Regions from separate parts of the Homo sapiens genome. Here regions 1 and 2 are each linked to region 3. Evidence: chromatin contacts called from ENCODE Hi-C or POLR2A ChIA-PET data. All regions are on one chromosome and are shown on one strand. Each heading gives the region's core, a stretch centred on a gene start or an enhancer-like site at or near the end of the contact. The rest is flanking DNA. Distances are from core to core; before and after follow the strand shown.

The links. Hi-C counts contacts between places; a loop is a spot of excess contacts on that map. ChIA-PET counts read pairs that join two places held with the same protein, here RNA polymerase II (POLR2A). Pooled maps may share reads with other maps.
Region 1: a pooled map shows a loop between it and region 3 (3-fold over the local background). The contact joins the enhancer-like site here to the promoter of CSNK1G1 in region 3. A Hi-C loop is called at or near these places in 2 of 50 pooled maps. POLR2A ChIA-PET finds 5 or more read pairs at or near these places in 3 of 52 experiments (CD4-positive, alpha-beta memory T cell, K562 and activated CD4-positive, alpha-beta T cell).
Region 2: a loop to region 3 is called in a pooled map, with 2.3 times the contacts of the local background. The contact joins the enhancer-like site here to the promoter of CSNK1G1 in region 3. A Hi-C loop is called at or near these places in 1 of 50 pooled maps. POLR2A ChIA-PET finds 5 or more read pairs at or near these places in 4 of 52 experiments (Caco-2, GM12878, WTC11 and 1 more).

The regions. Positions count from the first base shown.
Region 1 is chr15:64,505,261-64,508,865 of GRCh38, forward strand. The region is part of intron 2 of ZNF609 (zinc finger protein 609); the gene reads left to right. Among named protein-coding and RNA genes, the nearest start is that of ZNF609, 46 kb to the left of the region's middle. Within about 2 kb of position 2,176, at least 23 of the 41 ENCODE cell types and tissues checked have a DNase peak (open chromatin) inside an H3K27ac peak, as active enhancers do.
Region 2 is chr15:64,595,432-64,598,882 of GRCh38, forward strand. The region is part of intron 2 of ZNF609 (zinc finger protein 609); the gene reads left to right. The region is part of intron 4 of LOC101930091 (a long non-coding RNA gene); the gene reads right to left. Among named protein-coding and RNA genes, the nearest start is that of OAZ2, 110 kb to the right of the region's middle. RefSeq lists an enhancer at 1,550-1,599. Within about 2 kb of position 2,145, at least 11 of the 41 ENCODE cell types and tissues checked have a DNase peak (open chromatin) inside an H3K27ac peak, as active enhancers do; they include GM12878, where a contact is called at or near this core.
Region 3 is chr15:64,353,922-64,357,707 of GRCh38, forward strand. CSNK1G1 (casein kinase 1 gamma 1) reads right to left here and starts at 2,252. Exons shown (of 12, transcript NM_022048.5): 1 at 2,067-2,252. RefSeq lists silencers at 1,518-1,577, 1,968-2,027, 2,138-2,187.

The DNA of each region.
Region 1 (3,605 bases), core at 926-3,425, 150 kb after region 3:
TTCATCCAGCCAAATTTTCATTATAATAATTGAGGAATAGTTCTTTCTTTACTTGGCAATTGCAGGTAAGAAAAAAAACCCTGTTCTAGTGCTTCTTCCTTGGACACATCACTAATAGGCAGACCTTCAAATGTATTGTGGATATTACTAAGTATTTTGTAGAGAAGATATACTGTTGGCTAATTGTTATCACTTTTCATTCAGTCAGTACATTAATTGAATGCATTTTAGATACTAGGTTTTCTACTTGGTATTGGGTATACACTGGTAAATAAAACAGAGATGGTCTCTGCTTTTTGAGGAGCTTACAGTTTACCGTCTACAGCAGAGTTCCTAAAAGTGTGTCCCATAAAACCATGTACATCACCAGAGTATCAAAAATGCACATTCTTGGACCCTACCCTAGATATGCCGAATAAGTTTTTGGGGTAAGGGCCCAGAAATCTGTACTTCCAGAAGTCTCTCCAGATAATTGCTATATACATCAAAGTTTGAGAATTTTCCTTTCAAGGTAAGTATTCGGGGCCACTTCTCATTTAAAACACCAGCCTTCTAAACTTGAATTTCACATCAACTCTTATGTATAATTTAGTGGCTAAAAGCGTAAACTCTAGCCAGGCCTCCTGGCTTGAGCCTGGGAGGTTGAGGCTGCAGTAGTGAGCTGTGATCGCACTAGTGCACTCCAGCCTGGGCAACAGAGTGAGACTCCGTCTCAAAAAAATAATAATAATAAATTTTTTAAAAAGTGTGAACTCTGGAGCCAGACTACCTGGCTTTGTTTCCTACCTTTGCACTTATTTACTGAGTGATCTTGACCAAGTTTCTTAATTGTTCTTCCTCAGTTTTCTTATCTGCAAAATGAGAGAAATAGCACCTACATAAGTTTGTATTTATTTATTTATTTATGAGAGGGAGTCTCACTCTGCCGCCCAGGCTGGAGTGCAGTGGTGCAGTCTCTGCTCATTGCAACCTCTGCCTTAACCTCCAGAGTAGCTGGGATTACAGGCATGCACCACCATGCCTGGCTAATTTTTGTATTTTTAGTAGAGACAGGGTTTCGTTGTGTTGGCCAGGCTGGTGTCGAGCTCCTGGGCTCAAGTGATCCACCCGCCTTGGCCTCCCAAAGTGCTGGGATTACAGGCATGAGCCGTCACACCCAGCCTTTAAGTTTGTCTTTAGGCCGGGCGCGGTGGCTCACGCCTATAATCCCAGCACTTTGGGAGGCCAAGGCGGGTGGATCACCTGAGGTCGGGAGTTCGAGACCAGCCTGACCAACATGGAGAAACCCTGTCTCTACTAAAAATACAAAATTAGTCGGGCGTGGTGGTGCATGCCTGTAGTCCCAGCTACTCAGGATGCTGAGGCAGGAGAATCACTTGAACCCGGGAGGCAGAGGTTGCAGTGAGCTGAGATTGTGCTGTTGCACTCCAGCCTGGGCAACAAGAGCAAAACTCTGTCTCAAGAAAAAAAAAAAAGTTTGTCTTTAGATTAAGTTAGCTAATTCATATAAAACACTTAGTGCCTGGCACGTAGGAAGCATTCAATAAATATTAGAAAAAAGAAAAATACAGTTTGAGTGGAAATTGGTCTTAGTCTCTCCTAGGCAATAATGTACTGAAATACAACAACATTCCACTTTACAGGAATCCCAGTATGAATAGATATACATGTTAGCTAAGACTTTTTAGCACTATGGTCTGAAGAAGTTCCAAATCTAGGCTGGGAAATTTTCATGGTGGTGATGTGTTCTAAAGCCCCTGATAATTATAGTTGGAGGTGGGGGGAAGACCAAAAATTAGCTTAGGGCATATTGAAGTGGCCTGTTGAATTTCAGACTTCATATGAATCGAGCTTCTTTTCTGGCCATATCCCTGGCATGGGGTTGGGTATGTTGGATAGATGTTACTGTGGTTTTGCCGGAATATGCAATCTCACGGACACTGGAGTAGTGCTAAGTGTTTTTGTTTCTACACAAGACTGCATGGAAAAAATCTAAGTCTTAGCCCTTAATCTTCCTCCCCCAGTGTGAACTTGTATTTTTGCCATTTGGGTATAAGAGCTTTTACCAGCAGAGCTCATCCAGGGAGGCAGCAGGGCTTGGGATGTGGCAGTAACATACACAGCTGAGATCCTGCCACTGCTGGCTGTCTGAGCCCTCTCTCTGTGGTTTTCACTCTTCAAGCCATGCTTGAGTAACCCGCCTCCAGAGCTGCTGACAGGGCTGTGTTCAGAGGCCTTGGAAATTACACTGTTCATTTCCTTATCATCCCCTGACCTGCAGTGCAGAGCCTTCTGGTGCAGGAACAAGGCAGAAAAAATCCAGACGGCTCCCAGCCAGCATGTGTCAAGAGCTACAAAGAAGGAAATTGGACTTGCTCACTTAAAAACCATGGGGTTAGGCTTTGATTTTCAGTTCCTGTGGAGAGTTATTTGTGTGTATGAGCATGTTGTATCTCTGTGTATATGTATAGAATGAGTCTGTGCGTGGCAAAGCTGTGGAGGAGGACCATTTGAAATAGAGAGCAGAGGGAAGATGGCTTTTCTCTTCACTTAATTTCCCAGTTGTGCCATTGGGGTGGGCCTGGAACCATTAGCATCAGGAAGGTGCCAGACCATATTAATATTTTAAAATATATTTCTCTCGGTACAGTTTAGTCATGGTTCAGAGCACCCACAGAAGAACCTTTCCTGGCTGACCGAGGAGACATTTTTAACAAATCCTATTCCCTAAAGTCATTCATCCTAGATGACATTGACATAGTCAATATTTAAGCTGCCTAAGAAAGTGTAGACTTTGGGTCAGTCCTGGGTAAGAGCAATAGCTCTTTTGAGATGAAGGATAGTGTGATAAAAGAGAGACCTTTGTGATAGCTAAGGTGAACTAAGGAGGAATTTGGAGCATTTTGAGATTTTCTGTTCACAGGGCAAAGTTCTATTATATTTTAAGAGCCCATCCTTGTTTTGGGGGTTGGTATTACAAAGCAATCTACTTTTCTTTTGGCATCTGTTGCTCAAGGAGGCCCAAAGGAAGGACTTCAGGCTGAAGTAAAATGTGAGCAGTAAGAAGTTCTTAGCAAAGTTTATAAATATTCTGTCCTTAATTTTCCTTTTTCTGGATTTCATGTGCCTTCATGTTAGTGGTGCCATTGAAGCCTTTGTGAAGTGGGGAGAAAAAAAATAAATCTTTAAGCTGTCAGACCCTGGAGGTGTTTTAAACCCTAAGTGTCTGTCTTGTTGAAAGTACTCTGTAGAGAAGTGTCTTCACATAAGGTGATAGCTAAGGTGAGAGGGGACTACTTTCTTTTCCCTTCATATAAATTAGTGGGCCCTGTATCAGCAGCAAATGAGAATTCGATAAAAATTTGGATCTCAGACCTCCTCCCAGTCCCTAAAGTTAGAAACTCTAGGCTTGAGACCCAGAAAATTTTTTTTTTTTTTTTTTTTTTGAGACAGGGTCTCACTTTGTTGCCCAGGCTGGAATACAGTGGCACAATCAAGGCTCACTGCAGCCTCAACCTCCCATGCTCAAGTGATTCTCCTACCTCACTTCCTACCTCCCCAGTAGCTGGGACTACAGGTGTGTGCCATCACGCCCAACTAATTTT
Region 2 (3,451 bases), core at 895-3,394, 240 kb after region 3:
CAGCTGTGCCAGAGAAAACACCAAGAGAGGGAGGGTTTGAAATTGGGCCCGAAGACATCATTTGAGCCCGTACATCAGGTCATGTGTGATATAGACTTTTTCAGTTACACGAGAGCCACTAAATTCTCTTTTTAAGTCAGGTTGGCAGTGGTTTTTCTATCATTTCTAGCTGAACAAGCCCTAATACAATATCCTTAGGGGTCATAACATCCAACTACCTCATGTCTTGAAGTTTGGAGAAGTGAAGTGACTTACTTAAGGTTATACAGATAAATGGTAAAAAACTGGGACTAAAACCTGGCCCCTTCCCACCTCCTTTGTAAGATAATTACTCCAATGTGTAAATCACTTTAAGGAGGTTTGGGGCAAAGTCTTAAATGGGTTTGAGGATGCCATTTAAGTAATGGAAATCAGTCCTGCTCTCATAGTAAGTGTCATTTGGAATGACAGTGACTGCTATTGACAGAAAACTGACCCCACCATCATAGCTCTTATTTTTCTCAGACTTTGGATAAGTGGGCTGTCCATAGTATCTTCATGATTGGTAGCTTAATAAATAAATTATTTGTGAAATCACTGGATAACATTTGGCTAGCTGTTTTAATGTTGCCCATTCCCTCAGCCTCTTGAGCTTCTAGAATCAGCAGACTTGTTTTTCCATGGTGTGTCTAGTAATATGAAATGAAATATGGACCTCAAATATATAAATATATGCCAAGCTCTTTCTTTTTTTCTTTTGGAGATGGAGTCTCGCTCTGTTGCCCCAGGCTAAAGTGCAGCGGCGCGATCTCAGCTCACTGCACCCTCTGCCTCTCAGGTTCAAGCACTTCTCCTGACTCAGTCTCCAGAGTAGCTGGGATTACAGGCATGCACCACCATGCCCGGCTAATTTTTTTGTATTTTTAGCAGAGATGGGGTTTCACCATATTGTCCAGGCTAGTCTCAAACTCCTGACCTTGTGATCTGGCCAACTCAGCCTCCCAAAGTGCTGAGATTACAGGCGTGAGCCACCGTGCTCTATGCCAAGCTCTTTCTTGCCTTAGGAGTTTGCATATGCTGTTCCCTCTGCCTATAGTGCTTATCCCTTGGCTCTTCACATGGATGGCTCCTTCTCATCTTTTGGGCCTCAGTTTAAATCCAGCCTTAGAGATGCCATCTCTGATTACCCAAGGTAGCTCCCTTCTCATTGTTCTCTTATCACATGACCTATTTGTCTCCTAATAGCAGTTTCTAATTTATATCTAATTTGTATTTACTTACCAGTCCCTTTCGTTTACCACCTATACTCAGTGTGTATAGCATAGGAGCCATACATAAGAAGTACTCAATAATTATTTGTTAAATGGTTGGGTTCTGTTATCCTAGGCTTGAAAAACATTAAAAAGCACTATTTGTACCCTTTCACCAACCCTGCCCCAAGTACCTTAATTGCCCTTACACCTCTACTGACTGAAAATACGGCACAAATCCTGAAGAGAAAGGGAAACTAAAAGCTGTACTTAACTGCTATGCTGATAGTTGTCTTAGGCAGTTTTGAATTAATATTTTATTATCTCTGTTCTTCAGCTTGTTGTGCCTTGTTTTTTCTCTTCTCTGTGACTTCTCACCTACCCACTTGACTCTGACCAGATTCCTGACACTTAAAGGGTATATCCAAGAAATGAGATGGCCCTGAGCACAGGGGAGGAAGGATGGAATGACAAGGGCCACCAGAAACCTCTTTCAGGACTCTAATCACTCTAAGGTCACAGTTTAGAGTCTAGAATGAGAGGGACTTTGAGTGCCTCTTTTTCTTGCTCAGTGCCCTCAGCTTGAGTGCTTAGCTGGCAGACGGGCACTTTTCCTCCTCAGTTACTGTCAAAGCAACATGAAGGTCAGGCAGAGAGAGACAAATGAGAGCAGCTCAGGGAAAGGAGGTTACCACGGTAACAAGCAGGAGGGACTGCTATTTGGAAACAGACCTAATCTTTCTCCTCCTTCTCCCTCCTTCTCAGCACAGGAAGATGGGTATTGTTTAGCTGACCTGCATCCTTGGGGTGGGAACCATAATCCCTTTCTGACAGTTCCCAATGACACTGGAGTGATCTGCTTTGCATTTTAATTTGATAAGCAGCAGCGGCAGTTTTCTCTGAAGTGCTGAAAACATGGCTTTTTCTGGCCCTGTTCCAGATAGGATTCTGGTTGCCACAGAGAGGGGTTTGATATTGTTGTTTATTTCTCAACAAAGATCTTGCATATTTGCATAAATGTGGAAGATGCTGCTTGGTTCTAGACAACCAGAATCAAATGAATACAGGCTATCTTTAGGTTATGAATATCTATCTGCTCTAGGAAGGTCACAGAGATACTGCCCCATCCCCAGCTCACAGGACCACCCAGTGACCTGTGCAGTGGATCTTCTGACTTAATGTCCTTACCCTTCTGCCTCCCCCATCTACTTATATGTCACACTATTCTCAATCTCTTCCCTTACCTACCCTACCCTTATAGTAAGCCTTCACTATGTATATAAATATTCCTTCCTTTTCTTTCAAAATAAAAAGAGCATTTTAAACTAGAAAAATAAATTATCAATGTAATGAAAAATTAAATGCCAAAAAACATAAGAGAAAGTAAAAATCATCTAGAATATTACTATAGACATGATGGCTAGAACATCCTTCCAGATCTAAACCTCTAATTCTATCTGCTTTGTTTTGTTTTGAGATAGTCTCGCTCTGTCACCCAGGCTGGAGTGCAGTGGCACGGTCTCAGCTCACTGCAAACTCTGCCTCCTGGGTTCAAGCGATTCTTGTGCCTCAGCCACCCAAATACCTGGGATTACAGGTATGCACCACCACGCCTGGCTAATTTTTTGTATTTTTGATAGAGACAGGTTTTCACCATGTTGTCCATGCTGGTCTCAGACTCCTGGCCTCAAGTGATCCACCTGCTTCAACCTCCAAAAGTGCTGGGACTACAGGCATGAGACACCACATCCAGCCTCTATCTGCTGATCTACGCATTTTATGAGTTGTATATACTTATGTATAGATCAGTTTATTTTTATTTATCTTTAATTTTTTAATTTTCTAACACTTCTCAAACAAAAAGTAGAGTTAAATTTAACATTAATGGGCCAATATAGTACATGCTCCATCATACTTTTTCCTTTAATTCACTAAAAAATATGTTGTAGATATGTCATTGATGTAGATAGGGATCTATGCTATGATGGACCTATAGATTGTTTCTGGTTTTGTGGTTATTTTTTGGTTTGGCTATTAAAAACAACATTGAAGAAAACTGTCCATCATACATCTTTGTGTGTGTATATATATATATATATATATATATATATATATATATATATATATCCTGTTATCTTCTTGATACAAATCCTAGAAATTGAATTTTGGGACAAAAGAACATGTGCATTTTATATTTTGATACATATTGCCAAACTGCCCTC
Region 3 (3,786 bases), core at 1,002-3,501:
TTTTGTTTTCTGAATATTATATAAGTTTTTCTAGTAGCATAAATCTAACTGAGATGAGAGGTGCTGCTGATGCTGCTGATTTTTATCTTAAAATTACAAGTAGGCCGGGCACGGTGGCTCACACCTGTAATCCCAGCACTTTGGGAGACCAAGGCGGATGGATTACAAGGTCAGGAGTTCAAGACCAACCTGACCAACATGGTAAAACCCTCTCTCTACTAAAAATACAAAAAATTAGCTGGGTGTAGTGGCAGGCGCCTGTGATCCCAGCTACTCAGGAGGCTGAGGCAGGAGAATCGCTTGAATCCTGGAGGTAGAGGTTGCACTGAGCCGAGATCGTGCCACTGCACTCCAGCCTGGGTGATAGAGCAAGACTCTGTCTCAAACAAACAAACAAACAAACAAAAAACAAGTACCTTCTATTTTACACCCCAATTTTAATTCTCTTTAAAGAGACATGTGATGTTAAGATTTACATACATTACTTTTTCATGTATTTCGTGTTAATCCATACTATAAACACCAATATGGTGTAGCTGAGAAAAATCTATAAAATATATTTTGCTCATTTCAATAAATGGGCCATATTCTACTTTATTATTTTGAATTTTAAGAAACTACTGATAACTGAATTTCATGCTACCTACGATCAATTTCGAGAAGACACTGAAAGTCCTATTGTATGCATTTTTTTTTCAAAATTATCCGGTTGCTTTCCTATCTCAAACCTCGTTTCACAAAACTGGGCTGCCTTGACTGTGTATGATTAATGGTAATAATTTATCTTCTAATTCAAAGGTGGTTCCGTTTAAAATGGGATGTTACTTATAATACAGGTAAGAATTTTAACTCATACTACTTATGAAGAAACAAAAGCTCTGGTAGGTTCCATGACTTGCCCAAGGTCAGTAACTAGCAACTGGCATAGTCTAGGTTCAACCCAAGATTTATCTGCCTGAAAGTCAATACTTCCACTTGACCGCAATTATCTCCTTAAAAGATTAAGACACAGGCTCAACAGCAGAACATTCATTCTCTCTCTGAAAATTCACATATCTGTTCTGAGACATCACTACACAGCACCTAGTATTCAGTCACTGATTGAAACAAAAATGAAGAGGATCTTTCTACTTCATTTAAATTAGGACAGGTTTACTGGCAGGTAAGAAAGAGGCTGCAAAAGCCTTGCCTCAACATGTCTTGCCTAGACCTGTGATACATCTATATGGTTTCCCCAGTCCATTCTTTTTAAATAAACACGTACATCTACTACACAAGACTACACCTGGACTAGCCTATTGTTAAATGCTTTTCAGAATTCCACTTTTCTAAGGTAATTTATACCGGAATTAATATCGAGCTGGGAGACTTGGTTGAATATGTCATTCAGGCACTTTCCAAACATCTTAAGTGTCATTTAGGGGCAACAAACCCAGTTCCACTCTCTTTTACATTGTGATGCCTGCCCACTTGGGGGACATTGCTCCTGTAGGACGTGGGGGCGAGGAAACAGTAAAGGAAGAAGTGGGGGAAGCGTACGGAAGTTGGGTAGAGGAAAGTCTCATTACCCACTCTTGTGCCCTAAGCTCCGCCAAGGGCGGCTCCCCGCGGTACCCAGTCGACTCAGAACCCCCACAACCTTCGAAGTCCAGCTCTGTCCCAGCGGGGTGGGTAGGGAAAGAGGGCAATGGAAGCACGGGATAGCCCCAGTCACCCTGACGAGATCTGTGCCCTCCTTTTGGCTCCCGGGGGATGCTCCCCCTTTCAGAGTAAGCCCTCCAGGTGGCAAACTCCCGGTCCACACCGGCTAGAGTCAGTTTCTCGGAAGGGGCGCCTCCTCCGCCTACCTCTACCCCGCTAACCGAAACTCTCCACCCGCTGTGTCCCTCAGCCCCTCCATTCCGCCCCCGCAACCCTCCACAGACACAAACGCCAGCCTGCGCCCCACCCGGGATCACGGCGTCCCCCACCCACGCCCAGGAAAGGGCCCCCCACCAACCCCCTCAGACACACACACACCCCCTCAGACTTCAGCCTACAGAACCCCGACGAAGCCGGGCAGATACCTGGTCCAGCAGTGCTGCAAGGCGCAAATGAGGCGGGCGCGGTCCCCTCCCCGAGGCGCCAAGTGCTTCTCTACCCACCCGCAGCGGTGGTTTCTCTCTTTCCCAGGAGCGGGAGGGAGGGGAGAAGGCGGACGGGAGGGGGAAGGCGAGGAGCCGAGGGGCGGCTGGAGCCGAACCGGAACCACTAGCGCGGCCCCGCCCTCGTCCCGGAGTCGCAGAGTACCCTGGCGGGCCTAATAGGACAAACTTTGGGCAGGCAGCGTTAAACTGACACCATCACTTCCGGGTTATCCCCACGGCTGCCCCCTCCTTAGCAACCGCGTGGGGTTGCTAAGCGGAAGTGCCTTCAAAGCAACCCACCCCCATTTCTTCTGGGACTACCAGAAGATATATCGGGAGCACTGAGCTCTGCTTTGGCAACACGCTCTTACCTTCTGCTCAAGATCTTAGACCAAGTACACGCTTCGCTGCCAGAGGCACGAAACCCATCCCGCTTTTCCCTTCAACTGTACTCCTCCACCAAGCCCCCGTCTCTATATACTCCTGCTCCCTCCCACCCTTAATCCCGTGGCTGACCCAGTGGCTGTTCCTAAGGCTCCAGGCTCCTCTCTCAGGTCCCTCGAGGGAATTATTTTCTGACGGTTTAGCAAGCATCTCCCTCTTGTGGATTTTTAATTGTGTTTCAACCAGATTTTTAAAATTTCTTTCAATGTTGTGAAAGGTTTTTCATGCACTTAGTTCTCCTGTGACAGCCCATGAAGCCGAATGGTTAGAAAAATGTTGTCTTCACCTACATTTTGTAAGAGCTGCACATGTTTGTGTAAGGTCTGGAATTAACCTAGCCAAATGGAATAGGCAAAAAAGATTCAATGTAACTCGACAGTTATTTTAATCCTTAAAACAGAGAGCAGGGCACATGTTCTCAGGACCTCTTGAGACTGCGCCTCGGGGGCGGGGTGGTGGTGGAAAAAAGACAGAAAACAAAGAAAAAGGCTAAAGGGAGCCCATAATCAAATTTGGGAAGGAAGAAGACTGTCTAATCCTCCACTCAAAACTCAAAATATGCCGGGTGCGGTGGCTCACACCTGTAATCCCAACACTTTGGGAAGCCGAGACTGGCGGATCACGAGGTCAGGAGATGGAGACCATCCTGGCCAACATGGTGAAACTCCGTCTCTACTAAAAATACAAAAATTGGCCGGGCGCGGTGGCTCGCGCCTGTAGTCCTCCTGTAAGCACTTTGGGAGGCCGAGGCGGGCAGATCACGAGGTCAGGAGATGGAGACCATCCTGGCCAACATGGTGAAACCCCGTCTCTACTAAAATACAAAAAATTGGCTGGGGGTGGTGGCACGTGCCTGTAGTCCCAGTTACACGGGAGGCTGAAGCAGGGGAATTGCTTGAACCCGGGAGGCGGAGATTGCAGTGAGCCGAGATCGTGCCATTGCACTCCAATGGCACTCCAGCCTGATGACAGAGCGAGACTCCGTCTCAAAAATAATAATAAATAAATAAACAAACAAACAAAAATTAGCTGGGCGTGGTGGCGTGTGCCTGTAGTCCCAGCTACTCGGGAGACTGAGGCAGGAGAATCGCGGGAACCCGGGAGGCGGAGGTTGCAGTGAGCCGAGACCGCGCCACTGCCCTGCAGCATGGAGACAGAGCTAGACTCCGTCTAAAAAAAAAAAAAAAAACCTTCAAAATAAACTTTCATACCGACA